Linked DNA regions of Mus musculus: regions 2, 3, 4, 5, 6 and 7 are each linked to region 1. Evidence: chromatin loops called from intact Hi-C (ENCODE). Cell type or tissue: heart. All regions are shown on one strand.

Evidence for each region. A loop is a pair of places that touch in the nucleus more often than their neighbours do. Peaks named below come from ENCODE experiments on the same cell type or tissue, not always from the same donor. Only the 100,000 strongest peaks of a DNase experiment are listed, where the experiment ranks them.
Region 2: it touches region 1 in a loop (2.1-fold over the local background); 2 of 42 quality-filtered maps call a loop at or near these places.
Region 3: a loop joins it to region 1, with 2.2 times the contacts of the local background. A loop is called at or near these places in 6 of 42 quality-filtered maps.
Region 4: a loop joins it to region 1, with 2.1 times the contacts of the local background. A loop is called at or near these places in 6 of 42 quality-filtered maps.
Region 5: it touches region 1 in a loop (2.1-fold over the local background); 10 of 42 quality-filtered maps call a loop at or near these places.
Region 6: a loop joins it to region 1, with 4 times the contacts of the local background. A loop is called at or near these places in 6 of 42 quality-filtered maps.
Region 7: a loop joins it to region 1, with 6 times the contacts of the local background. A loop is called at or near these places in 12 of 42 quality-filtered maps.

What each region holds. Positions count from the first base shown.
Region 1 is chr9:82,973,717-82,977,716 of GRCm38, reverse strand. It overlaps Phip (pleckstrin homology domain interacting protein), which reads left to right and starts at 2,228. Exons shown (of 40, transcript NM_001081216.1): 1 at 2,228-2,465; 2 at 2,571-2,629; 3 at 2,761-2,790; 4 at 2,984-3,043. The coding sequence starts at 2,426. In heart, a CTCF peak has its summit at 1,743; DNase peaks (open chromatin) are centred at 536, 1,996, 2,116 and 3,366; H3K4me3 peaks cover 3,528 bases; H3K27ac peaks cover 3,663 bases.
Region 2 is chr9:83,545,792-83,549,791 of GRCm38, reverse strand. It overlaps Sh3bgrl2 (SH3 domain binding glutamic acid-rich protein like 2), which reads right to left and starts at 1,454. Exons shown (of 4, transcript NM_172507.5): 1 at 1,289-1,454. The coding sequence starts at 1,333. In heart, a CTCF peak has its summit at 1,512; a DNase peak (open chromatin) is centred at 1,521; H3K4me3 peaks cover 1,328 bases; H3K27ac peaks cover 922 bases.
Region 3 is chr9:83,252,503-83,256,502 of GRCm38, reverse strand. Gm27216 (predicted gene 27216) reads left to right here and starts at 1,994. Exons shown (of 4, transcript NR_166684.1): 1 at 1,994-2,087; 2 at 2,821-2,880. In heart, no CTCF peak of the experiment used is centred here; no DNase peak of the experiment used is centred here.
Region 4 is chr9:83,263,891-83,267,890 of GRCm38, reverse strand. No RefSeq gene overlaps it. Among named protein-coding and RNA genes, the nearest start is that of Gm27216, 11 kb to the right of the region's middle. In heart, a CTCF peak has its summit at 1,979 (motif pointing right); no DNase peak of the experiment used is centred here.
Region 5 is chr9:83,349,151-83,353,150 of GRCm38, reverse strand. Gm40536 (a long non-coding RNA gene) reads left to right here and starts at 3,354. Exons shown (of 5, transcript XR_003948197.1): 1 at 3,354-3,516; 2 at 3,907-4,000. It overlaps Gm46123 (a long non-coding RNA gene), which reads right to left and starts at 1,652. Exons shown (of 2, transcript XR_001779248.2): 1 at 1,217-1,652; 2 at 1-183. In heart, a CTCF peak has its summit at 2,258; DNase peaks (open chromatin) are centred at 2,320 and 3,460; H3K27ac peaks cover 871 bases.
Region 6 is chr9:83,438,759-83,442,758 of GRCm38, reverse strand. Lca5 (Leber congenital amaurosis 5 (human)) reads left to right here and starts at 1,660. Exons shown (of 8, transcript NM_027448.2): 1 at 1,660-1,850. All of the region lies in intron 1 of Gm2087 (predicted gene 2087), which reads right to left. In heart, no CTCF peak of the experiment used is centred here; a DNase peak (open chromatin) is centred at 1,578; H3K4me3 peaks cover 1,848 bases; H3K27ac peaks cover 1,878 bases.
Region 7 is chr9:83,144,274-83,148,273 of GRCm38, reverse strand. It overlaps Hmgn3 (high mobility group nucleosomal binding domain 3), which reads left to right and starts at 1,667. Exons shown (of 6, transcript NM_026122.4): 1 at 1,667-1,843. The coding sequence starts at 1,829. In heart, no CTCF peak of the experiment used is centred here; DNase peaks (open chromatin) are centred at 1,623 and 2,153; H3K4me3 peaks cover 1,566 bases; H3K27ac peaks cover 1,192 bases.

The DNA of each region.
Region 1 (4,000 bases):
TACAAAACTTTATCCAGATACAGTTTACATTACTTGCCAAAATTTGATTTTTACCTCTCAAGGGCAAAACATCTAAGAGGAAGAATTAGATTAGTGTTGCGTGCAGAACCAGCAAGCCTCAAGTAGAATTTTTAGTTCTCAAAATCTGTTCATTTAAAGACCTTCTCAATGAAGTACCTAAATTATTTGAAGGACATAATGCATTTTAAAAAGTTAAGATAAAACAACATTAGTCACATAAATAAATACAATTGCAAAGGCATATAAAATATGTTTTATGCCTAATTATTCAGAAGCAGGCTACTTTACCTAACATTGTAAGACTAGGATTACACGTTTTAAAAATGCAAACATGTCCAGATTCTGAGGCTAGCCACACCAGTTTAGGGGCAGATCTTATAATACTGTAGCATTAGGACCAATCGGGGTAACCTCTTATTTTTATTGAGTTACAAAAGGCAATTTTACATCCATGATTCCAAAGGGGGTTGAGACGGTTTCCTCGTGCTCACATGTGTGAGAATGTCTGGTGTTTTAGTGCTCTTGCAGTACAGCCTAAGGCGGCTGCAGCATTTCCCACTAGGAAGGCAGGGAGCTAGGAGGGTGCAGGGCTTGAGGAAACAATCCCGGAAAACCACAATCCAGCTTCTTGGTCCTTACCTCACAAATTACCTTTTAAAATCAGACCCATAAAATGCAGCTTATTATCTAAGAAATTCAAAGAGGATCTTTTGTTAAGGATTAACAAAAGAATGACTAGCCTAATTCTCTTTAAAAGGCCAACCTTTAAAAAAATTGAACTCTCAAAGTCTTTTTGGAAAGTGCTTAATTCATCTGGAGATAAATATCACTCGGTGTCCTTGTTTTTTAACAAACGGCCTTTTCCATTGTTTCCATTAATTTCACCCATATTCGTTTTAAAAATAACAAGGCCCCTATCCTCATCAGCAAAACACAGATGAACGATGTATCATATAAAACCAGTAATTACATTAGGATTTACGAAAAGATTTTTGTTTCTGCTTTTCGCCAGTTTTTAAGAAGTCTTCCCGTGATTAACTGTAAACAGGAATGGTTTACACCGTAAATTAGAAGCCATTAATTAGCATGACGAAGTCAACTGCAAGATACACAGATAATTTAAATTATTTAATCACTAATCACCTTTGCTAAACTGTAATATACTCTTTCAATAACCTTCGGTAGGTTATCGACCGTGTCAGTAATTTACCTCCATATCAGTTAGAGATAAGTATTAGCTAGCGCCCTTTCCTTTCCTTCAGGTTTATATTAGCCCTTCTTGTAAACACTTTAAAAAGCTTTAAGGTTCTTCACTTCCAAATCCCTAATTAGCCATCACTAGCCTTTTTGTAATAAGTGGGGGAAAAGATGAGCTGAAGTACAAATCTGGAGTTCCTCTTGCCCGTTTATCAAAACAAAAACATTTTTTTTTTTTAAACGAACGCTTCAGGCGATGGTAGTAATAAAAGAAATATGCAGAGGTGGCTTCGGGGAATAACGGGTTTGCAGAACGCAAGTGGCTCAAAAAAAAAAAAAAAAAAAAAAAAGCCCGAACCTCTATTGCAACCCACGGCACTCCAATAAATTACACAACACTTGCCCAGGCTGCAGAAATATCGCAGGACAAGACTTACACGGATGCCAATCCGCAGCATTTATACACATGCACATGGCAAGACTGAAAGCAAACACTAGCGTTCAAGTCGGGCAGGGCAGCGCGATCCCGACTTGGCCCAGCTTGAGAGTGCTCGCTGAGAGTCTCTGTGCGTGCGTGAGAGTGAGCCCAGTCCTCCCGGCATTTCCCCTCTTTGAGCAGTTTTGCTTCATTTGTTTCCTATTTCTGCTACATAGAAACTAACTTCCATCTCAACCCAGCCAGCGCCGCTGAATAGAGCCTGTGCTGCGGCTCCGTGTGCGTCAGATCCCTCCGCGCAGCCGTGCCGGCCCCCTCCTCCCCTCCCTCCCTTTCTCCCTCCCGCCCGCGGCCTCTTTAGAGAAAGCGCCCGCCAGGCAGCCCGCCGCTTCGGCTCCGACATCTCCTCGCGCTGGAAATAAATAAATAAGTGGCGGCCCAGGGCGCGCGGAGCGACGACCGCGCGGGCGCGGGCCTAGGCCGAGGCACTCCTTTTCCCGCGGGGGGCGGGGGCGGCGAGTGCGGGGCCGCGAAGGCGCGGACTCCTTTCTGCGGCGGAGGGATCCCGGCGGAGGCGGCCGCAGCCGGGGCCGCTGCCTGAGAGTTGTTGTTTCCTCCTCCTCCTCCGCCTCCGCCGCCGTTGCTTGAATGGTGGAGCCGAGGCTCGGCTCGTGAGCACACACTGACAGCTACAGGGCAGGCGGCGGCACCGTCCCCGCGTCCCCTCGGCGGCGGGGTGTCCCGCCGGCGGCCCCGAAGTGACCCGCAAACATGTCTCGTGAGAGGAAAGGCCTCTCGGAGCTGCGATCGGGTAAGTCGGGCGCTGCGGGGCCGCCGCGCCGGGCGGACTCGCCCGCGGGCCCCCGCCCCCCGCGGCCGCTCAGCCCGTGTCTCCCCGTCCTTCTCTCCCGCGCAGAGCTCTACTTCCTCATCGCCCGGTTCCTGGAAGATGGACCCTGTCAGCAGGCGGCTCAGGTAGGCGGCGCGCGGCGCGGGGACGGGCGGGCGCTCGCGGTGGCCGCCCGCGGGCGTGGGGGAGGGCGGCGGCGGCGGCGGGGCCGCGGCCCGGGGCGCGGGGGCTCAGCGTCCCCGCTTTGTTGTTGCAGGTGCTGATCCGCGAAGTGGCCGAGAAGGAGGTAAGGGCGCGGCGGCCCGGCGCCGTCCCGCCGCCGCACGGCCTCCCCCGGGCCGCTGCGCAAGCTCGGGCGTCCGGCGGGGCGCGGGACGCGGGGCGCGGGGGGTCCCCGGCGGGGCGCGGGGCGGACTGGGGAGGGGAGCGGCGTCGGTCCGGGCCGGGGGCCGCGCTCACCGGGCGTCCTGTCCCCGCAGCTGCTGCCCCGGCGCACCGACTGGACCGGGAAGGAGCACCCCAGGACCTACCAGAATCTGGTGAGACATTCCTAGCGCACTGCAAAGAAACTTTTCCCCGAGTCGAATAAAAATTGAATTTCCCGCAATTTTTTACAGAGACAAAAACTTGGCCCCAGAACGGGAAAAGCTGCAAAGGCCACGGGGAGGGTTGGGAGGCCGGAGCGGGGGCTGCGGGGGGCGGCAGCCGGGGGTGCGGGCGCCCCGGGGCCGCGGGGTCCGCGGACAATTTATTTGTGATATTTTGTTAATGTGCTAGAAATAAAGATACGTCATGAGTGTTGTGCAGTGCAAGGCCAGAGGAGGAGGGGCCGGCGCGCGTATCCGCGCGGGGGCGCGCGCGCGGCGGCGGCGGCAGCGGGAGCGGCGCAAGCCTGGAGAGCGCGCTCGCCAGCTCCTTGCTTGCTCTGCACGCGCGGCCGGCTCAGCTTTCTCCAGCTCCACACAATAGCTGGTGACTAACTGCTCCGAAGTGGCATTAGCATTTCACAAGAAGGCCTTTGAGCCGCGGAGGAACCTTGGCAAGATTTTTTAAAATTTTTTTTCCCCCTTCTCCTCTGTCTTTTGTTTTCTGTAGATTCAGACCCAGATTTTTAATTTTATTTTTTTTTAATCTTTGTTTGGTTGGAGGCGTTCAGATAGATATGGTAGTCACCCAGCGGCACATTGTGCATTATACAAACAGATCTGCCGAAGTATAAACCTGGAAGTTTTAATAGGCGTTTTCCAATTTTGCAGATTCTTGGGGGATATTACCTTCTTTTATTAAAAGTCATTTATAGAGGTCATTGAAGAATTGTGGGTTTTATCTGCATAGTTGCCGTGGGGTGGACCTTGGCTTTTAAGTTTTTGTTTATATTGAGATGTTTTTCTTTAATTGATTGAAAAACAATGTTTTTATAGTTGGTGAGTTTTCAAAGGCAATAATTTACAAACAGTTGCTTTCCATACGTGGAGCTGACACGAGTATGGTGAATG
Region 2 (4,000 bases), 570 kb before region 1:
AGTAGGCAGGCACTAAATACATGTGTGTTTATGGAACTGATAAAATTGGTTACAGGATGCAAGTCTGGATACATGATGGAGAAGACAGGTAATTTACCTGTGACTTTCCCAACACAACTGAAGATCAACATTGGAGCTTGCTGCTTCTGAAATCAGTAAGCTCCTTTTGAAATAATTACCGAAGCTGGTAAGTTCATGGTAAAGACCAAAAGCTCTATAGTAAGGAATTCATTTCAATAAATCTATCTAGGAGATAGTACATTTCATGAGGCTCAGCTTTAACAGGGAAAAATCTTTTAAAGGCACCTATGACTAAGCAATAACAAAAAGGGAGGATTTTTGAGAACCAGGACATGCCTGCACATACAGGTAGGCCAGCATTTTCCCAGCTATTGTGTCCTTGTATCAAAAAAGATTGGGTTAAGAGCTTCAGTAGTTTACGGGGATTTTCCAAGTAGTATTTTATTCCGCCTTCTACCCCACCCACTTAAATTCTAAGACAGTCTGCCTACTGAGCAGGCAACCAGCCAGCCTAAACTTTAAACCAATCATTCTTGTACTTTTTTCTATATCTGATTAAGTAACTGACAAAGTAGATTTTTGGAGATGTAGTTTAACTCTTGGCTAAGGAAATCAAGTCTTAGCAATCACATGAAACATAACTGACACACTACAGGCGCATTACATGTGTCTTAGTATACATGTGCACTATTTCTAGTTATTTAACTTCTTCTAAAGAACAATATTCCTAAAAGAAGTCAACACTCGACAAACAGAGTAGCTAAAAATAGAAAACACAATTTATTCTTAAAATGAAATTTACCACAGCACTGGAGGAACAAGGGAAGGACCATATGTAAAAGTATTTGTAACACCCTAGGCTAAAAAACAACAAAGAAAATAAATTAACTGCGACCTAACAGGACAAGTGTGGTTTGCTCAGGTGTAAAACTAAAAAGGACTTGCTGGGGACGAGAGGATGTAGAGCAATTTTTTAAAATGGGTTTCCTCCAGACGCCAGGTCAGCAAATCAAAGTAGTCTAAACTGCCATAGGAAACATAAGCCGACGGGGTGTCCCAAGTCCGGAACCTCTAAACTCAGCAAAGGGCCCCTGGAGCCGACAGCTGCGGCAGGGGACTGGCTCCCTTGGGTCCCCTCGCCAGTTGCCAGTGCGGGGTGTGTGACCCCTGCGTGTCCACCGGGTCCGAGCCCGGCGGTCACCTGCCCGCGCGTCTCCTACGGGCGCACGCGCTGCGCGTCTCCCGCGATCCCGCCCGCTCGGCTCACCGCCACGAAGCCTGAGCATGAGGCGACGAAGACGCGGACCACCATCCTCTCGCTGCGTCAGGGATCGCCGCTGACTCGGTCACAGAAGTTTAACGCGACTGAGGTAGCTGCCGACTCCCGTGCGACCGTCGGAGAAGACCGCAGCGACGCGTCTGGCTCCCGCCGCTCCGCGGATGAAAGCCCAGCGCCTCCGCCGCGGGCTGAGCGAGAGGCGGGTGGGGCCAGGCGGCCGCGGGGGCTGACGGGAGTTGTAGTTTCCTTGGCGCCCAGAGTGACCAGGCACTGCGCTCCTTCTGTCCGGCGCCTGCTTCACGGGAATTAATCGTACACGCAGGTGGTTTAGGAAGGACCCGGAAGCGGGACAAGCTAATTGGCGGGAAGCCAGTTTACAAGAACACAGCAAACAAGACAAAGGGTTGGGTGGAGGATAGTCCAAGCTTGGGTTTTGTTTGCGGTGGAGACGGGTGGAGCATCCTCTATCAGAAACAGCCATGGAGCTGAGGCGACCCACTGTTTTAGAGACACGCAAAGGCTCGCCCCAGAGACCTTGGCAGTTCACGGGCTTGGACAGGCATGGCAGTGGGTTGAGCTTTTGGTGTTTTGTTTCTCCTGCAACCCTGAAAAACTGTTGAAGAGGAGTGTTGTTATTTTTCCTGGAGGCGGTTTTATTATGTAGCCCAGGCTGGCCTGGAACTCAACTTCACCCTCCCTAGCAGGTATTACAAGCATACATCACCACGCCTAGTTTGCAAAGGGAATCTCTTTGGTAAATGAAACAGGCTTTCACTTTATTCTAAAGACACTGAAAACTGGAAAGCCAAATGAGAACAAGACCGATATTTTATTTTTCTTTGCAAAACTGTAATTGTAGTAGAAAAGAATAAGTACTGATAGAAATGAAAATCCCCCTATCAACATTGGGAATCAGAACCCTCCCTCCCCACCCCCTACCCCGCACAATGCCTTTGCCTCTGTGCACCTACTGATATTTACAGTTGAGCCAAATCTGTGTCTTTTTCGAAATCGCTGTGCATTCCAACGCGGTATCCCAGGAGGATACCATTAAAGAGAAAGCTTTCATGAAGTGGCTAATAGGTTCCGAGTAGTGCTTTAGCAGGTTGTATTGGCTTGGCTAAGGCTCAAGCCACTCCTAGTTTTGTGGAAGTGAACCAGTTTCCCTCACACTACTGTATTTACTTTCTTCATTTCACCAAGGGACTTTAGCAGCGTTCAGGGAATGCTGCTAATTAATTCTAGAGAGAAGAAAATTGTGTGATGAAGTCTCCCACGTTTGCAAGTTTCTGGCACAAATGGTTGCTTGAAGGACTTTGGTTTTTAGACTTACTAATATTTCAAGTTGCCAACCTTTCCTGTGGCTTATGTCTTAAATAGTTTTATTTGTATGTATGCATGTATGTATGTATGTATATTTTTGTTTGTGTAGATCCATTTAGCACAGCATACTTGTGGAGGTCATGGGACAACTTTCTCCTTCTACCGTGTGGGTCAGGATTAGCAGCAAGTGTCTTTACCCACTGAGCCATCTCAGTGGCCCCTTCATTGCTTATCTTAATCCACTTTTGTCATAGGCCTCTTTAAACTTAGTAGAGTAAGAATATATAATCCTGGTGGGTCTTTATTTCTTTTTAATGTTAAAAACTTAAATATAAGTTCTGCTGTAGCTATAACACTCTGCAATTGTTCTTTAGCTTTTGCTATCACAAACATGGAAATGAAGGCATATAAAATGTGAAATAATTTTCACAGAAGTAGATACATTATTTCCTGTATAAATATGGGTCTTTACAAAAGGAACCATTCCCTCCCCCCCAAAGTATAGAATTAATGTAGCAATGGAGATAAACAGCTTAACAGTAGAACTCAGAAGCGCTCTGAGGAAAATGGATAAAAGAAATTGACTAAGTCATTTCCTCAGTCAGCAAATTGGAATTGCAACTGGGGAAGTCAGGCAGCACGGAGCTGTGACATAGAACACACGGCTCTGAGGAACTGTGTTAGTCATCTTCCTGTTGTTGTGACGAATCACCTGGTGACCAAGCCAGCTCAATCAGTCAACAGGGTCTCAAGCGAGGGAATGAGGATTTAAAAAGAAGAAAAACAGTTAGACAAAATTATAACCTGACTCCTGCCTGTACGGAGGCTGAAGCAGCGTTATTTCTCTCCAGCCTGCATATATATATATGCACACACACACACACACACACAGATCATTCTAGGTATATCCAAGACAAAAGTAATGGATCGAAGTAGTAAACAAGGAGATCACACAAGAAAGTAATTAAGCAGAGTAGTATGCAAAAAGATCACATAAGGAAATAATTCAGCAAAATAGTAAACAAAGCCCCATGCTCACTGTTACTCTTATCTAGGCCTACTTCCTTGTCTAAGCCCAGTGACAAATACCCAATTCCTAGAAGTCGCACCAAAAGCTCTCAACAACCTGGGATAACTTAAAGAGGGCAAAGGTCAGCCAGGTGTGGTAGCACAGGCCTGCATCCCACCACTTGGGAGACCAAGTCTGGAGGAGGCGAGACCACAGACTTCATGACACCAGAAAGCAAAGGAAGAGAAAAGGAAGTGGATCTCAATGTGCCTCCAGAGTCCGTAGTGGCTTTGCTTTCCCTCCTCTAAGTCCCACTGCATCCTAGTAGAGCCCCCACAGACTGGAGACCAAGGCTTCAGTGAATGAGC
Region 3 (4,000 bases), 280 kb before region 1:
ATAGATCTTGAAAATATAGGAGTAAAATAGCAAAAACAAACAAAAGCCCCACATACTTTTGGACTGACAAAAACATCAGTGGTTCTGCGAGACGGATTGGCTTTGGGGTTGAGGATAAGTAAGATTAAGTAAAAAAAAACAAAGAGAATGCAAAAACAGATATGGTAAGAGTGGAAGAGGGCACAACTGATAAATAGGCAGAGATAAAAAATGGCCAAGGAATTTATAAGTTATACATCTATAACATATATGTGTGTTATATATACATATACCATATACATATGATAAGTAAGTTTAACTCATTTGGAAAGTTTGCCAAGGTGAACAAAATATTTAAACCTTTCCCAAATGGACTCAAAATTGGCCATGAAGCAGCAAGCACAGTACCTCATAGTTCACCTTCCAGGAACAATGGAACCTGATGGCTTCCCAGGAGGGTTCAAGACACAGTCCAAGAAAGAGAACTCCAAACCTGAAATATCACTAGCAGAAAAGAAAACCCTGACACATGAGTTGTTTATCTAATCTCATTTGCTGTCAGAGTCAAGACGAGGAAAAGATAGGGACAAAGCCAACACAATCATTAAACAGATAGATGATAGATGATAGATAGATAGATAGATAGATAGATGATAGATAGATAGGAAGAAAAGAAAGAGAGAGAGAGGAAGAGAGAGAAAGAAAGGAAGGAAGGAAGGAAGGGAGGAAGGAAGGAAGGAAGAAAGAAAGGAAGAAAGGAAGAAAGAAAGAAAATTAGGAGACTGGAGACAATGCTCAGTCAGTAAGGTGCCACGGATCAGTCAGAAGGACTGTAGTTCGATCTCGGACACCCATGTAAAGGAGGTGTGCATATAGACACCCGAGTGTAATCCCAGTGGTGGGAATACTGAGAGGAGGCCTCCTGGGCTTGCTGGTAAGCCAGGCCAGCTCAGTCAGTGAGCTTCAGGTTCAGTGGAGCAGGATGATATGATTCAAGTGGCGGGAAACTGAGGAAGTGACCTAAAGTCAACCTCTAGCCTCCCCACACACGTGCACATACAAGCATGGCATGGTATTCACATATGCCAAACATAAACACGTGCACAGCCGTACCAAGAGCTAATTAAGCTCATCTATATAGAGAAAGGCAGTGGACTGCCATAAAGTAGGATCTATTCTAGATATAGAAATCAATTTAATGTTAGAAATCTGTCATACATCAGTATGTAAAAGAAGGGAACATAATTTCAGTATGCTACAGAATAGAAGCCGTTGATAACATTTAGTAGTCATTTTAGAGGCAAGTTCTCAGGGAACGAGTTACTAGCAAGAATTTCTTTGACCAAAATAAATGTGAAAAGAATTTATATCTTATATTTTATTTGGTAAGTTTTTCTAATAACCCCTGATATAGCCACTTATGCTCAACTCTGGAATTATTACAGTATAAGGAAAAAGGTGGGAGCTCTGAGGATTAGAAAGTTGTTTATTATTATTATTATTATGAGATAATCATGGAAAAGTTGAAGGAATTCTTCTCAGTGTAGAGACACTAGAATCGGGCTAGCAATGCTTTAGCAAGGTCACCAGCTACAAGATTAGTAGGTAATAGTAACATTTTTGTAAAATATCAACAAGTAGCTAGAAAATTAAAATATTTAAATATGCTATTCATCTATGTAAAAGTGAAAAACAGACAAACAAAAAAGGGAACTTTTTGCTTTAAGTTCATTTTGAACCTATTCTTTAACATAAGTCAAACAGAAATATTAGTTATCATCTGAGTGGAGTTTCAGAAGAGAAAAAAAGGTAAAAGAAAAAAAAAAGAGGTCCTTTAAAAGCAAGTCTTCAGCTGGTCATTGGTTTTGACCCATCTGGCCCTCACTTCTAAATGACAAGGTCCACAGCCTTAGACCTAAGCTGATTAATGAGTTTCTAGCTCTGCCTCTTGCCACAGACCATACACACCCATTACCAATGAGCAATAGATTCCGGTAACCCCCTCCTGTCTACCAGAGTCCTCTCCCTGTAACCCAGAATGTTTGCACGTCCCACCCGCGCTTTGCCCAGCTCCTCACTGTCCTTGGACTTCCCTGGAGAACGTAGAAGTAAGTGCGTGGGGTAAACTTATCATTTACAGTTTTTCTTTATTTATAATATTGTTGTAAATAAGTGTGTGTGTGTGTTGCCCAGGAAACATGTGGGGAGGTCAGAGGACAATTTTAGGGATTCCACTCTTCCCACCACGAGTTTGGGGGTTAGAAATCACAAGGTTAGATAGAATTGCTCAGCAAGCCCCTGTACCCGCTGAGCCTTCCTTCTCACAAGCCCCAGTTAACTAGTTTTTTTCCAGACCTCTGCTCCGACTTTCCAAAAGCTTATAATGTCTGCGGGAAATAGGGGTCTCACAGGGAACTCAGGTCCTCACGGGAAAATCAGGTAAATCAAATACTCATTTGGTAACCACAGGCAAACTATGCGCTTTTAGCAGCAGGGCAGACAGTTCTGATGAACGCTAACCAGTAGACGGTAACCACAGTGATTGGCAGAGCTTGGACGCCAAGTCTAACCTGCTCTGAGGTATTTATTACCAGTGAGCTAGAGTCAAGGGTAATAAGTGACTTCAAGGAGATGTTAAAATTTTGTTTTGGGGTGCCGATTAAATATGACCTTTCTCTCAGAAGTAGGGTAAGGGAGTCTGAGGTGCCCTAGTCTTAGGACGTCGGTGCGCTTGCATGTGAATTCGATAGGCATGACCACAGGGATAGTCAATTTCCTTTATGTCCTGTACCTGAGAAGAAATGGAAGCAGCAACCTGCCTTTCGGATTATCTTTTCACAGCTGATGTGCACTGTTGGCTCCTGTTGTGCTGCACAGGCCTCCGTACAAACGGAACTCAAGGTGGGTGTTCGCAACTGACACGGTGTAGAAATGCTTTTTAATGGTGAGCTTTAAAGATAATAGTAAAATAAAGAGAAAGAAAATAATGGTCGAAAGAACATCACTAATTTAGGCAGTGAAGCCATTAGCTATAGCAGAACAAAATTGCATTCTAATTTCTTGTAAAACGTGTAACTCAGCACAAAATCAAATTTCGTTTCATCTTCAGATCTTCATCCTGTTTCCAAACAAGATTGCCCCCAAGATTTCCTTCCATTTAACTCTTGCCTTCTCTGATCCTTGAGTTGGGAACCCTTTTCTCAAAGCCTGTCAGGGGGGAATTCTTCTAAACATTAAAAGTTTTCAACCTTCACCTGTTAATCTTGATCTAATGATCACAAGCCTAGGAAGTCTAAATTCATCATCAGGAAACCCTGTGTTCTTGGGCCATGCCTCACCTCTGCTGGGTAAGTGACCAAAGTCTATAATCAGAAAGTAATACTCTGATCTTTATTGCTACCTTTGGAAGCAAAGGGAGGTGCCTAGGAAGAAAAAACTAAAGGGATCAGTATCAATTATTCCAAAATTTCTAATAATTTTATTATTATAGGGAAGTCATGCTTGCCAGGAGAAAATAATGTTGTGTGGGGAGGGACCAGATCGAACCCATCCAAAGTGCTCTGGACACAGGATTAGCCTTTAAAGGCTGGCTTATATAGTGGTGGGACGAGGGCAGTATTGAAGACCATCATCAAGTGCTGTAATTTTGCTTTTTAGTAAAGAGAGATTCAAAAATAATAGCTGAAGGCTCACACTTAGCACAGAGGCGTCAAAAACAGCCAGGGAGCCTCAGATCCACACAGCCCAGCAGTTTGCTGGTTACATGATGTCATTTGCCTTCTCCCATATCTTGATTAAAATAAAAATTCAAACAAAACAAAACAAAACAAAACAAACAAATACAAAAGCAAGAAAACACATGTTCCTGTTCTGATTTTCTTCATTTCAAAAATTACTTTTGGGTATATAAAAGTCCACTGAGTCTTGAAAATCTGTATAGATTTTTTTCGCTCCGATGCGATCCTTTCTGACCACATGCATACCAACGTTAGAGAACCAGCGAGGGATGCAGGAGCATTTT
Region 4 (4,000 bases), 290 kb before region 1:
GTGGTGTTGTGGATTTGGCCCCCCAAATTGCATGGGAATCTGTGCATGTGCACATAAGACACTCAGAGACCCTGTCCCCAGTTAGTTTTGATTGGTAAATAAAGTTGCCAGTGGCCAATGGCTGGGCAGGGAGACAGAGGCAGGACCTTAGGATCCCCGGGAAAGGACCAAGGGAAAAGGAAGAGGACAGTTGCCATGCTGGAATATATTTTAGTAAGTAATAACTCAGGAATATCTGAGGGGAAGTGTTACCCACATGAAAGTTTTAAGGCATATTAAAATACAAGGCTGTGTGTATGTGTCTTCCATTTTTGGGAACCCAGATCATCAGGGCAGGTGTGGCCATCACAGAATCGAATATATTATATAAAAAATCCATTTGCAATAAAAGAGAAAAAAAAGAGATGGTTCCTGGCAGTCCAAATTCTTAGGAAAGACCTGGAGAGGTGACTCAGGCATTGAAGACTTAGGCTCCCTAAACAAAAAGACAAGGATTTAACTCAGGAAAGAAACCAAGATTGTGTGGACTATAAAGAAAAAAGCCGCCTACTTTTATTTTTTTGAATATTTATTTGTATTATAAAACGGATTAATAATAAAATAGGTAATAAAGTAATAAGCAAATAAATAAATTGTGTGTGTGTGTGTTTTTTTTATATGTGTATCCTACACAGTCCAGAAAAGGGCCTGTGTTCCCTGGAGCTAGAGTTACAAGCAGTTGTGAATCAACATATGTGAGAACTCAGACGTGGGTCCTCCGAAAGAGCTGTATGAACTCGGTTAACTGCGGAACTATCTCTCCACTCCACTTTGAAATGCTCAGTTGTGTTATTTGCCACAAAATATAGATTCAAATTCTTACTGATTATACATTAAATTTATAGTAATTGTATATTTCTAAACTAACCTCTAAGTTCAGAAATTAATCAATGATGCTTGACTTTCGGCCCTCCAAACTTCTACACCATTGCTACTATAATTTCTTATATAACTGACTTCTGGCTAGATTACCGAAGTCATCTGTTGCCCTTTGGGAAGAAGATGTGCCTTGTAATGGGGAGGTCTATTTCTTTGCTTTCTTTCCTAACTGGGCCTTAGCATTCTATTTGACATTTTTGCCCTGTATATGTGGTATATTTCCCTCAGGAACTTGAGGGCACGTGTAAACAGGAAAACCACAGGGGGCTTAATAATCGTGAGTAACGGCACTGGAAAACAGGGCACACCTGCAGCACACATTCGCCTTCTACCCCCTTGAATGGAACTGTGGTCAGGGACTCCAGGGAGCCAGGTATGAGGTTTTCAATTAATAGATGACAAAAGAAATATTAATAGTCCCACCACATGACCGATTCCTTTCTGTATGAACTAGGACTATATACAGTGTGTAGAAACAGAATGATAAGCCACCAGGCAAGGTGGTAATTGAAGAGGGAGTTGCAGGAAATCTAGGTGAGAACGGCAGGCATATTTGACACTTGTCTTCCTTATGGTCCCAGAATGGCACTTGAGAAGCTGCTTGTATGATTAAGAGAGGAAACCTAGGAACAGCGACAGAGTCAATAATGTAGGAACAACATGGAGGCTGCGTGGCTGAAAGATGAGATCAGGACAGTGGAAAGGCTCACTGTAATGAACAGAGCCCATTCCCGGAGCGGCGCAATCAGCATCATCAACGTGATTAGAAACATTCACAGCATTGCAAAGAATAGGTGCTCAACATCCAGCAGGGCCTGATTCACGAGCGCACGTGTGTGTGTGTGTGTGTGTGTGTGTGTGTGTGTGTGTGTGTGTATCTGGATAGAGTGAGAGGGGTCATCAATGCCAGCCGGAATGCTGTAGAAAAAAATACGGCGGTGGGGACTTCTCGGGGTGATGTAAATGGGAAATCCCAAAGAACTCTGGGACAGGTTCCAGCTCTTTCACAGTGCAGGGCACTATGATACCGCAAGGGCTTCCCAGTCCTCCTGAGGGCACTAGCACCCCACCCAATATTGATGTCTTCTCCTTTTCCTGCTTCATAGTGTTTAAGTAACAAACGTGGGAAACAAAAAGGATACATTTATATATAGCTAGATATGGATCTTTATTTCTGGGTCAGAGGAAATCAGAAAAGCTAAGAAAACTACCAGACAACTCTAGAAACAGTCTTTAGAGTAACGGCAGCTGGAGAGAGCAAAGGCAGCCATTCCACGTCTGGGAAGAGCAGGGACCCATGGCTGCCCCCAAACAACTTCCACGTGGACCCTGTCAGTCATAGACAGATCCATACTTACATGTTTACTATTTTTCAGCTATGCTGCTACAAAGAGAAGATAATTAAATAATTTCTACCAGACACCCAGATGTAACAGTATTATTTGGTGAGCTGAGCTGTAAGATTTAAAAGGGAGATAATGTTTAAAGTTTTCTGTATAAGACAATCAAAGAAAAATTCTAAGTGTTAATTACCATGGGGTTTCACTTCTAACTGAATCATGTGAATTGAGTGGTACCTAGAGAAACCTTTAAAGATGCCCTATTTAAGTACAGGATACACCATTAAACATGTCATCTGAACGAATAATAGCACAGTCCAGATTCTTTTTTTCCACAACCCCCTGATTCCATATTAGTAGTGACATAAGGCTAAATGTCATTGTTATTTTCTTCTCCTTATGCAGCTAGAGTTTATTGGCCTTCATTGCTTCCTGCTGAGGCATCTTTTTATATTAGTTCCCACACAGTGTGATTTGAAAAGTCTGCCTTCACGGAGGGTTCCAGAACACACTGTCCTTCTTCCTCTTGTGATTCTCACTGTTTTCTGGCACGATTCCCCCACTACCTGGAAGTGGCTGGCAAACCTCTGTGTGCTCCCCAAACATCCACACATTATGATATATGCTCATGCCTATGTCTTTTTTTTTTAAACTAGTTTTTCCCACCAGCTTTATTGACACTGCAGGATCTGGGGGTCACCTGAAAACTCTGCTGTTTTGCCTTTCCCCCTGACTCCTGGATGAAGACTTCCAGACAGGCACTGTCTGTATGGAATTCTTCTACAAGGAGTGGCATACTGATGTCTGACCTGGCCCTGAGCAGCGGGTCTTCATGTGTTGTGTCTTTCATGGGGTGTTATGCAGTACTGGGCTTCATTAAAGGCTCTGAGGAGGAGCACTATGTCTTCAGCAACTGTATCCTTATGTAGAGTCATCGTTAAATAATATCACCAAGGACTGACTACCCAACATACAGACAGCCTTCCATGGCAAAGATGGAGATGAATGGGTTCAAGCTCCCTGAAGATGATGGGCAAAAGCAGACTTAGAGAAGGTCAAGGCACTAGACAATGTAAGCCTTGGCATGGGGCAGAGTTACAGCAAAGTCCCCTGATGCCACCACAGAGCCAGGATGTCCTCACAGAAGGCTCTAAGCTTCCTTATCCTGCTCTAAGCTTCCCCAATATGTCACCATGCTGAAGCAGAAAGAGAAATCTTACCATGTGATAACTAGGATTCCTTCTGAAGGAATATAGTACTTGTATCTGAGAAAGAAATCAAATAACTGGTGGTGGTGGTAGTAGTGATGGTGCAGGTACACACCTTTAAATCCCAGCACTCAAGAGACAGAGGCAGGCAGATCTCTGAGTTCCAGACCAGCCTGGTCTACAGAGCTAATTATGGGACAGCCAAACCTACAGAAAAACCTTATCTTGAAAAGCAAAACAACACGTTAAAACAAAACAAAACAAACAGGCCCAAAGTCAACTAACTGTACCCAAAACTTTAACTTTTAGGATGTAAGGCTCATATCTTTGTTTTCAACTTTCATCTTCCCTTTAAAATGATTTCCACACAGTGGTACAGAGCTTGCTTTGTATATGAGGTAGCCTGTGTCCCAGCAAGCACTGAGAGAGAGGGAGAGGGGAGAGATAGACAGAGGTGGGGGGGAGGACGGATTACATATTTCCCCACTGTTTTAGATCTCTAATGACTTAGAAGCAGCACTGTTTGATGTCCTG
Region 5 (4,000 bases), 380 kb before region 1:
CTTGGGTCCAGGAAGTTTCCTCAGTCTGCTCTGTGGAATCTGTCCAGATACAAGCAAGAACTCTGACCTGACCTGATGTCCATCAGATGGGCTGGCCACTCTGAACTCAGTGTGAGTTAGCAGTGTCAGAGAACAGGGTCTTCTGAGCATAGGTAGTTTTGTACCTTGAAATCCTTAGAAGTACTGAATGGAAAGAAAGGAGGAGAAAATGGTATAGAAAAACTCTCCTCTGTGTGTGTGTGTGTGTGTGTGTGTGTGTGTGTGTGTGGTGTATGCATATGTATATGTATGAGTGTGTGTGTGTGTGTGTGTGTGTGGTGTATGCATATGTATGTGTATGTGACTATGTGTGAGTGTGGTGTATGCTTATTATAGGTATGTGTATGTGTGGTGTATGCTTATGTATATCTATCTGTGTGAGTGTATGTGTGTGGTGTATGCATATATATATATGCATATATATATATATGTATGTGTGTATGAGTGTGTGAGTATGTGTGTCTATGGTATATGTGTGTGTGTGGTGTATGCATATGTATATGTATGTGTGTGTGAGTGTGTGAGTATGTGTGTCTATGGTATATGTGTGTGTGTGTGTGTGGTGTATGCATATGTATATGTATGTGTGTGTGAGTGTGTGTGTATGTGTGTCTATGGTATGTGTGTATGGGTGGTATATGCATATGTATATGTGTGTGAATATGTGTAGTATATGCATATGTGTATGTATGTGTATGTAGTGTGCATGTGTGGATGTGTGTGTGTGTGTGTGTTGTATGCCTATGAGAAGCCATGTGTTCTGGCCTGGCTCCTCCCACTGTGATTTCCTGGAGCAACATTTTGCAAGAGAGGGAGAGAAGCATGACAAGGTCAACTCTAGGACAGGAGGCTTTCTAGAGAAGTGGCCTCTTCACGGGAGGAAATGTGGTAGAACCATGATTGGACATCCACATAGGAGCCTCTGAGGGTCACAATGGAGCTGACGTCTTGTGGTTCAAATTCTAGGCACAGCTTTCAGAACGATTTATTGTCTTTTTAATTTTTTTCTTTTCTGCTTTGACAGCATACATTTAAGAAATAGAGTGAAAATACAGATTTAAGCAGAATGTTGAAATGTAAAAGGTAAAACTCCCTGGAATGTGTACATCCTTCAGGGAACCCTGATCCTTCTTGCCTGCTCCACTCTTCATAGCTCGGCCCCCAGCAATCAGCTTACCTGGGGTCTGTGACGCAAGGAACCAGTCCCTCCCAGTCCAGAGGGTGTACCATCACTCCACACTACACCCTCTCCAGGCCATTCTATGACCAGTATTAGTCACACATGAGAGAGAGAGAGAGAGAGAGAGAGAGAGAGAGAGAGAGAGAGAGAGAGAGAGAGAGAGAGGTGATTATCATGGTGGAGTTGCAAATAGACATCCATCCAGTTTCACTCCTTTGGAAACAGCTCCACACCTGGCTGGCTTCCAGTCTTTCAATTTCTCATTAATGTTCTTCTAGCCATATTTCTTTGTTCACTAACAAAGGATTTGTCCCACATGCTAAAAGTCCCCATAAGCCCTGTGGTAAGATGAAAGTCCCGAGACTCCCATGCTCTGGCCTGGAGAGCTTGTTTCCAGATTTTTCTGTCCTGCCCTTTCATCTCCATACAGACAAGAGACAAACCTCAAACACGAAGGGGGCTCTGCCCCAGATCCACAGACAGCTGGGATCTGCAGCCATGCCCCTGTGTTTAGCCAGGAAAGCCCAGTCCCTCTGCAGGAAGGAACTAGTGCTCCAATCCGTACATAGTTCCCCCGCCTGCCTGTGCTTCTGAGCTGCTCTGAAGTTCATGTGTCCTTAGGCTACTGTCAGGTTTATCAGATAATGCATGAGTGTCTGTCAGGCTTCTTGCTCAGCTCACCTTTGCCTCCAACACAGTTCAATTTCTACCTTTCTAGAGGCTTCTTCGATTGCACTTCTCCTTCTTCCATCAGTGCCCGCTGCCACCTTGATTTGCTTGTGCCTACCCAGCCTCTTCTACACTTGTGACATATTCATTTCCACCTGGACTGGTGCTCTGTCCCTCCTGTAAATCTAAAGCCTGGCAGGCCTTCCTTGGAAAGCGAGCCCTTCTAACTTTCTCCTTTCCAAAAGCCCCTCACCCCCATGAAACTCCTGATTTTAGTTTCTCCTCCCCCTGACCTCCACATGAACTTATATTCATATACTCCAAAAATGTGTAGTTGGAAAGAACCTCGGAGGACATTCAGTGTAAGCTCCCTGAGAGGGCAGCAGCTGACCATGTCTGAAATGGGAAGAAAGCGCCCAACCCCCTCCAGGGCCAGTTCAAAGCTTTCCTAACAGAGAGCAACAGGCTGCTGCTGGTCTCATCTGTGTCCCCTACAACAAAGCCAAGCACAACAAAGCCGTTTGTGCCGGACTGTTTTTAAAGTAGACACAATGACCTCAAGAACCACCCTCAGAATTGCAGTCGTTAACCAGAAATGACAGTAAATATAATTTTCTGTATGTGGTGCCTTATTTTGGTATGGCCATCAAGGCCAGTTCTTTGGAACAGATTTTTTTTTTTAATTTGGCTGAATGTTACATGTAGTTGTTAACTTAAAAAAGTCTACTTCCTATAAAACACTTCTTTTATGACTCATATTAACTGAGGAGCCCACAATGTGAGAAGCATCTGAGATAACAATAACCATTCGCTCATCTCGGGAGGGTCCAGGTCTCAGCTTCCTCCCCTAGTGATGGGTTTCAGATAATTCACAGCACTCAGAGCCACCCACAACTGTTTATGCAGCTTTCGTCATTTGGTGGTCTCTGCAGACTCCCGCTTTTACCAAACAACTCTGTGTTGATGTTACAAACTCTGGCTGCCTCAGAAAGGGCATGCTTCCAGGTATAATGCAGAAAGGGCATGCTACCCAGTGTGACTATGTGGAGATCCGATGAGAACAGGGTACCAGCAGGCCTCCTGCAAGAAGCAACCAGGACAGTAAAAGTATTTCTGCTGAAGTTCAGGCAACTAATCAGATGAAAGTCTGCAAGTTTGCATTCCCTCTCAGGAAAAGGACAGACAGTCAGGTCAGCTGCAGCTTTCTTGTGGCTGCTGTGAGCTCTCAGCAGGAATGCATCCTGGCCAGGACTATAAGTGTTTGTTGGCTTACAAGTGAACCCCAGTTCTAGGGAGCCCAGAACAAAAAAATCAGCAGTTTAGAGAGAAAATGGGGAGGAGCTTTGAGCATGTTCTCTCTCTCTCTATTTTTCTTTCTTTCTTTTTTAATGAACCATAAAATTACCTTTTCTCCATCCCATCTCTAAACAGGGATGCATGCCCACACGTGCACACACCACCCACTTGGTCCTTTAAACAGGTCTGTTCAGATTTCTGAGGCAGAGAGCAGGAATGTAGCAAGCAGGGGACAGGAGGCAGGCTCCCGGCTCCCCACCCACTGGCAGCAGGAGGAGCAGCTGTTTCAAATCTGTTGTGCACACTGACTGTCCCCAGGAAGACTTTCTTTGGTGAGAGGGCTTGAGACTAAGGAGGAGAGGGGGAGAGAAGGAGAAGGAGCAAAAAGAGTGTGAGGAAGAACAGACGAGGGAGAAGCAGAGGGGAGGAAGTAGGAGTTCTAGCAGGAGAGAAATGTAAAGGCCCTCTGGGCACAGAGGTCTCTATGCAGGGACTAGCCCAGCCATCCTTCTTAGGGTTATTAGCTAAGAGTCAGGAAGCCAGCCTCTTGCTTCCACTCTGCTCACTAGCAATTGCCCTTAAAAAAAATAATTACTTTATATATGTTGTTGAGCTGACAATGTTCACCATGGGACGCCACCGTAGGAGAGAAGTAACGAGACAGCGTTGTCAGAGTTCACTCTTTGTACTTCGGAAAAACCGAATGCTTTTTATTTCTCCAGGCTCTGTGCGATGGCAGAGAAGCTCTTAGAATACACCTGGTCTCTGGGTGAGTCCAGTGGAAATTATCCAGGAGATTTTAGGCTTTATCCTGCC
Region 6 (4,000 bases), 470 kb before region 1:
TATGTATATGTGTATATATATATATATATATATCTTTATTGTCTGATGTCAGGAAAACTATGTCTACCTCTGGCTAGTAAATGGTTTGAAGGTTCTAACAAGTCCTTCTGATTCTGCAATAGTAGTTCCCTCATAGGAAAAACTGCAGTTTCTTAAACATATGTAGAAATGGTTTTTTTGTGTGTGTGTGTCATTGCCATAGAGCATCAAACATGGCAAAGTCCTGCAGGAAAAAAAAGGGGGGGAGGGGCATTCATTGGCCAATGGGAGTCTGAAGCACTGTAGTAACAGGAATTCCTGTGAGACTAGAATACAAACCCAGAGTGCCCAACTGTGATTAGGATTCATCCCCAAACACAATCTTTACAAACGGCAGTTAAATATTTAATGCAGTTAAATAGTTTCAATTAGTAAAAATATTAAAATGTGGTTTGGTAGCTTCAGTTCTTTTTTCCTGGAAAGCTGTAACCTGTGTAGTACACAGTGAAGTGAAATGGTATAATCAGAAAACTGAAGTCCTAATAAAAATGGCAGATCAAAGTCATGCCATGTAGAAAGGTGAAGTTATCATCACACTTGGGACAAATCTTTAAAACATCAATTTGGTAAAACTGGCTTTGAGGAACTATAAATTATTTTGGTTATTTTTTTTCAAGGTCAAATAAAGTAATTGTTATCTCTGATAGAGTAACACTGTGTGGTGTAATAAGGACACTGAAAATGTTATACACAATTAGGTATTTTGTTTGGGAGATTTCTAAAATTTTAGATACTTTTTTGACTTGCCAGTAATGCTATTACCCTGTTAGAGAAATGCTCTAAAGATGCTAGATTTGGAAGTTAATAGCCATGTGGTTCTATCCTGATCTCACCGCTTACTACCCCCTGAATCTATTTTCTGGAGTATAAATGACAGCAGGCTTCAATCGGGAACTGAACAGTCTTATTAAACGGTCTGGATGAGAAGCTCAGAGAGCGTCAGAGCCCCCGTGGAAAAGATTTTCTTTATAGCTTCTTTACCTACTGCAATTAATACTGCTTAGTGTGCACTGTCAAGTTTAAAAGAAAAATTAGCCATCTAGCTGCCCTTAGCCCACTGTCATGCACTTCAGAATATTTCCTTTAAAAACAATTCTTTGAAAACATAACGAGAACAAACGTGTTCTCATTATCCTTTAGCCCCAGATTTCCTTCAGAACTTAAAAATCATGCGCAAGCCATATTCAAGATGTGTTATCTCAAGAAAGTCCAGAACCCAGGCAGCAGTATCATGAAAATATCAAGTCCACACCCTCCTACACATCAATTTCAGCGGAACCAGAAAAGTACATTGATTTCTTTATAACGAAATCCAAAATATTCAGAAAAAAATAGGGCCGGTTTCCAAGGGTTTTGTCCACAGACCCTTTCTGGAGCCGGCGTCCCTCTATGAGAAGGGTTGGCATTCTTTCGGTCTGTCCTGGGTGCTGGGCTCCGTGCAACTGTCCTCGCGGGTCGCGGTTCCCCGCCTCACCGGCCCACCAATGGTTGATGCCTCTCTCCTCGCCATCCCGCCTTCCGATGCCACAATAACCAATAGAAATGAACGTATGGAGTCCAGTAACCAATGGGAACTGGGGGAGGCGGAGGCCGGTCCTCCCGCGGTGCAAGCTGGGCTTCTGCTCCGTTGCCCAGGAGCCGAAGCCGCCGAGCCGCCGCCCGCAGCCGTGGTCCCTACAGTGAGTGAGTTCAAACTCCCCGCAACCGCAGTCTGCAGCGTCCGGGTACTCTAGGTCTCGGACCGTAGCTGTCGGTCGGACTCGGGGATCGGCCGATGATCCAGGCAGGAGCAGGAGGTGCCAGCTTGGAGGGTGAGGGGCGGGCCTCGGATGAGAGAGGAGGTCTGCGGCCGGGGGGGGGGGGGGGGGGGGATGGACGTGATGGGGCGGGGCGAGGCGGGGCTGATCGGCGGATGCTTTGGAGAGAAGGAAGAGAAAGTTGAGAGACTGGGATTTGTTAGCCCCCTAAAGCAGAAGGAAAGCATGTGCAGACGGATCCAAAGAAGAACGAAGTTACCAGAAAGAAACCCCTGGAGACTGGTGTAGATCGGGATGGGAAAGGAGGGCGCGCGGAGCCTTTCAGAGACTCTGGAACAGTCTAGGATATTATTGTTAACACTGTCGTTAAAGGGGAGAGACACTTTGGTCCAGGCTGTGGATTATTTTTATACATCATTGAGGGATGGAATGGAACGAATGAAAGTAGTTAGCAAAACCTACCTGTTGGCAGAACTGAGTTGGGGTGGATGCACATGCCTTTTGTTTCGCGCTAGCTGAATAAGGGAACAGTGTTTCCCTGTGTGACCAGTTCACCTGAATGTAAATTCTTAGTCACTTCATGGGCTTGATACGTAATGGTATCTTTTGGTTGGTAACAAGTTGCTAGGGGCTGTATTTTTCCTCCAGAGAAGTGCAGTGAATGGTAGACACATTGTGAGGATTAATTTTACGGAGGTATTTGTACCTATATTTGGGTAAGTGGGGTGGGGGCGGGGTGTGGAGGAAGGTTTTATGAAAGTAAATTTTCTTTTAGGATTGATTAATTGTGTGTGTGTGTGTGTGTGTGTGTGTGTGCGCGTGTTTCCTGTCCTGGACCAGCTCCTGCCTGCACATCTCAATCCCGAAGTTTGAGGGTCTTAACTCTTGGCCCAAGCAGAGTAGGCTTGACCACATACACATGGATGCTCAACCGTGCGTTCAGGATTAGATAGATGTCTTTGGGATCAACAGTCATAACTTAGGGCTTGAGAGCTGATTCAACCGTTAAGAGTACTAACTACTCTCCCACAGGCCCTAGGTTTGATTCCCAGCAGCCACATGGCAGCCCACAACTGTCTGTAACTCCAGTTCCAGGGAATCCTACGCTGTCTTCTGGCCCTTCTAGGTACCAGGAACTGTATCCATGGCACACAGACAGGCGTTCAACAAAACACTCACATAACTAACTTACTAACTAAACAAGCACACAAATAATCAAATATAAGTAAGTAAATTTAAAAAGTCATTTAAATGGTGAGGGATCGGGTGAGAGAGCTACAGGCATCCAGGAAAAGGGTAAATGGAGGTTTCATTTTTCTCATTCTCATTAATCTGTATTCTTTCTAGTCTCTCTCCACACTCCAATTTTCTATTAGTATTTACAGTATTTCACCCTGTGATCGGTTGTGCATTGGTTAGTATGTTTATTCAAATGTGTGGCAGGAAAGACGAGTTCTCTTAGTTCTTTAAATTGATGGACCGTCATTCAGACGTCAAAAGCAGTTGATGCCTCTGGAAAATAAATATTTCCAAAACTGTATCTCTTTAACATCACGGAACTACTTCTGTCAGACTTGCTAGAAAAAGACTCAAGCAGTCCCTCCTGTTGTCAAGCTTGGGGACACCCCCTCCTCTGCCCACGACTCAGTCTTCTATTTTTTTTTTTTTCATTCCATAACTCAGTCTTCTATTTTCTTTTTTCATTCCATAGTTTCTTGGCCAACTCCATCCTTCCTGGTGGCTTCTACTATCCATAACTTACTAGCACACCCCCAGTTTTGCATCTCTCCCAACTTCTGGGTAGGTAATTGTAGGTACTTCCAGTTGGATTAGCCTGCCCACAGGTACCTCAGACTCACTGTGTCTGATAAACCCCATGCGGTCAGATGATAGCATTTGCATCCAGCTTTACAAGTCAAAAACTTTGGAATTCTTCCAGGTTCTTCTTCTCATACTCGACATTTAGTCCATCACCAAGTCCGGCTTATTTGACTTGCTCAGTATCTCCAGCATCACTTTGATGCTCTCTATCCCTAGCTATGCTATTATAGCGCAGACCTCTGATTTTTGGGTTAAGGTAGACCTTTGTAAAGGTCATGTCTAAGTGCTTTAACCATCCTAAAGATCCTTTGTTTCTGTAAGCAGTCTGCCTGTGATTGTAGCTTCCATCTGATCCAGCCTCACTCATTACTTTCTGATGCCCA
Region 7 (4,000 bases), 170 kb before region 1:
GACCCACTAAACGTTGTGCTTCTTTCTTCCAATGTCCTTATATTGTCTCCAGCAAAAGGTGTAGCCCAGATTAAAGGTGTGTTCCACCACACCTTTAATCCCAGATGAAAGGCATAGCCCAGATTAAAGGTGTGTTCCTTAACTCGGAGATTCAATCTTCTGGAATCCATAGCCACTATGGCTCAAGATCTTCAAACCAAGATCCAGATAAGGATCTCCAAGCCTCCAGATAAGGGTCACTGGTGAGCCTTCCAATTCCGGATTGTAGTTCATTCCAAATATTGTCAAGTTGACAACCAGGAATAGCCACTACACAGTGTAAGGCTTTAGAGCAGTTTCCTAAGATGTCTTTTGGCTTGTAAATGATTCTCGGGCTAATCTTGCTTAGTTTGCTTTGTTTTTCCTGGAATTTCATATAAACAAAACCACCCAGTATAGTGTCTTGTATTGACTTCCATTTAGCATTTTTCTTTTGTTATTTATCTCATCAGGGAAAACTTATTTCTTTGATCACAGAGTAATATTCTACTGTAGACTTATCATGACTTGCTCACCCATTCCCTAGCATTCCCCCTGCAGCCCTTGAGATGGTCACAGTCCCGATTATAGCTTTGTGCTATAATAAACATAATATAATTATATATCATATTATATAATTATAATAGAATCAGTGCTATGATCACACTGATTGATTTTCAGGATGATTTGATTCACAGAACGAATCCTGTGTTCCCAGGTTCAACTCCCCTGGTTATGTATTAGCTTTTTAAAAATGTTGTTGAATTTGATTTGATAAAATTTTGTCTGTGTCTTTGTGCCTATGTTTATGAAGGATGTTGACCAAAAAATCCCCCCCCCCCCAGCCTCCCGGGTCTGAGGTCTTTAGTCAGGATAAAACCGGTCTTAAATAAATTCAGATAATGTATTTTGCAATTCTTTGCGGAATGTCGAGAAACATTACACTATACACAAAATGGTAACCTGGCAGGTGTCGTTTAAATGTACATATTTAATATATAAGTGATTTATTTGTTCCTACATTTCTCGATTTCCCCTTAGTTTCCACAACAAACATTTATATCAATTATAACAATTATTCACACATAGCTGAATAATTGGCTGAATTCATATATGACTTGTAACACAGACTTAAAGAAAAACAAAAAACAAAACAATTAGACCAAGGAACTATGGGGATGGGGGATGGTATTTGCTAGAGATGGAACTGAGAACCTTAGAAACTGTGGAAACTCTTCCAGAACAGACCTTCCTACCCTGTATAGACCCGCACCATGAACACCCGTTACAAGCTTTTATAAGTAACAATTGTACAAGGCACCCCGTGGCCCTATTTACTTTATAAAGTTAACCCAGCATTACTTAATACTAAACTTTTTTTTCCTATGAAGATGCACAATGGTTTAATCCAAAGAAGGCACGTCAAACAATGAAACTCCAAGTTAGTGCAGCCTGAAGGATACTAGTTGAACTGGGCATGCTCAGTCGCCAGGCAGATTTTTTTTTTTTTTCCCAGTGAAGTGGAAACTACAACTGCGCGTACCGGGTGAACGGGGGTGGGCGTGCCCTCGTGGAATTTAGAACGTTCTCTTAGCCAATGGGGCCTCGCGGCTGGCTGGCAGGGCTCGCCATTGGGGGACCGGGATGCGAGCGAGTGGAGCGCCGGGGGAGGAAGCGGAGGTGCAGGTCGGAGAGGCCGGGCTAGCCGAGCCCATTGCGGGAGTAGCAGCAGCGGCCAGGCAGCATCCAGCAGTGTGCCAGGCGGCCCAGAACATTGCTTTACTTTTTTTGCTGCACCAACGTAGTCATTATGCCGAAGAGAAAGGTAAGTCCTGTAAAGGGGGAAAAAAAAACCCTGCTCGCAGGCCCTCGAGTGTGTTTGGAGTAAGCCCCCTGCGCTGCGATGAACGCGGCGATGCGCCTAATAACTCAGGCGCTGGGCACGGCCGCTGCCCGCTCCTTCTGCAAATGCCTGTTGCTGACCTCGCTCGCCCCGCACGGAGCTCTGAGTGTTACTTTCCCTCCAGGGACGTCCTCCCCTCTCCATCAACTCCTGCTTGGAATGGTTTCCATCTCTTGCCAGCAGCCAGGGCGGGTATCCATCCCCCTCGCAGGAGTTTCCTCTTGGCAAACTCAGGTTGTTCTCAGGGTGGAGGGAAAGCAATGAGAGGAGTCTCCCGGGCCAGGGAAATCGAAAAACGTGGAAGCACTCAGAGGAGCTAGGCGGGGTCCGGAGTGTCCCCTGGGCCGTGCCCTGGGCGAGCGCGATGCGGGCGGAAGGCCGGGAGAGGGAAAGCCATGTTTCCCTACGCCAGCCCTGCTGCGCCGCGGACCCGTATGTACCCACTCCGGTGTCAATCACCAGCCGCGAGGGCGGGCGGGGCAGTGCGCAGCGCCGGGTAGGCTGCAAAGAAGGGGACTGGTGCCAAGCTCACTGACCCTGCCAAGGTCAGGGGCCACCAAGCCCCTGCCACTGTCCCACCCACGACCCCACGCTTGGCCAGGCAGGGAACCGAGGTCTTTTTAGTCTCTCCTTTGCCCCTGGTGGGTTGTGTCCCCTCCGCGCAGGGACGTCATGAGCCACACGTGGGGCCACACAGCTCCCTCAGGGTGGGGCTTCGACTTGTCATTGGACTGGTGAAGGAAGGGCAGATATTTTTCTACCCCTCCCAGAGAAAAGCGATGTGTGAGGATTGCGTCCTAAGAAAAAAACCTTCCTGCCACCTGCCCAAAGGACCCAAGTCAACCATCTTGGCCATTAAAGTTGAAACTTGGTTAATACCGTTTTCTCCCGAAGACTGTGCACTGTGTGTGTGTGTGGTTGCTTTATTTAAAACTATCAAAGCTTTAAAATTTTTAGAAGCTTTTGCTTCCTTATGCATCGTCACTAAGAATTTTATTATAAACAACTCCACTCCTTTAAAATGTATTTTATTACATTGATTGATTGATTGATTGTATTCACAGGAGGCACTGACACCCAGATTGCAGTAGTAGGCTCTCTCCTATCGTGTGGGTTGTGGGGATCTACAGCAAGTGTATTTACTCTTTGAGCCAGCCCAAGCACCTCCATTCTTTAAAAGAAAATCGATCATACTATTAGAACATGAACCTACTCTGTGTCTCATGGTGGGTGGAGTCTGATGTGCTTTATCTGGCTTAATCTACATAACCACGGAACTGTTTTAGTCTCATTGAGCAGCGTCTTAAGATTCATTGCCAACATTTCATTAACCAGTCATTGGTTTAGAGTGGAGCTGTGAATCCCGAAGGCCTTACTTGACACCGTTGTTAACGCTTTCTCTTCGTATAGAGGGATTCAGGAAATTCTGAGCCTTGTAGTTGAAGAAGCTCATGGCGTGTGAAGAGTGGGAACACTTGAGACTCTTGTTCAAGTGTCCTTTGATGGCAGCATTGTTTTTACAGTGATGTCACTGTTTGCAGCCTTGTATCTAAGGTTGGTAACGTGTTGGGAATTCTAGCAGAATCAGAGGAACTAATTATCCAGAAAAGAGCTTGAGAGGGAATGGAGGCCAACTCTTTCCCTGGAATTATTAACATGTTTGAATAACCAGCAGATTTAATGGAACGTTTCCTTGATCAAGGGCCACTGCTGGTGAAGCCATTCCTCTTGTTTTCTGTCACTAGCCATCTCTAAAGGGGAAGATGGGAAGGAAAAAGTGGGGTACAAAGTGGCTTTATGTTTTACTTCTCTGGAAGGCTGGGACTCTATTGAGTTAGCCAATACCCAATCCTTCAACTAGGGGCAAAGTGGTGTTCGTATGTATGTATGTATGTAATGTATGTATGTATGTATGTATGTACGTATGTATGTATGTGTGGGGGTCTTCAGGACATCTGAGAAAGCCTCCTCAGTTAACAGGAAGTCCTTTTACTGATAACTGGAAGCCAGACACCTGCCTTGGTACCTGGGTAGGCACAGCCACAGATTGCCTGGCTGTGACGGCCAGCCCACCTAGGA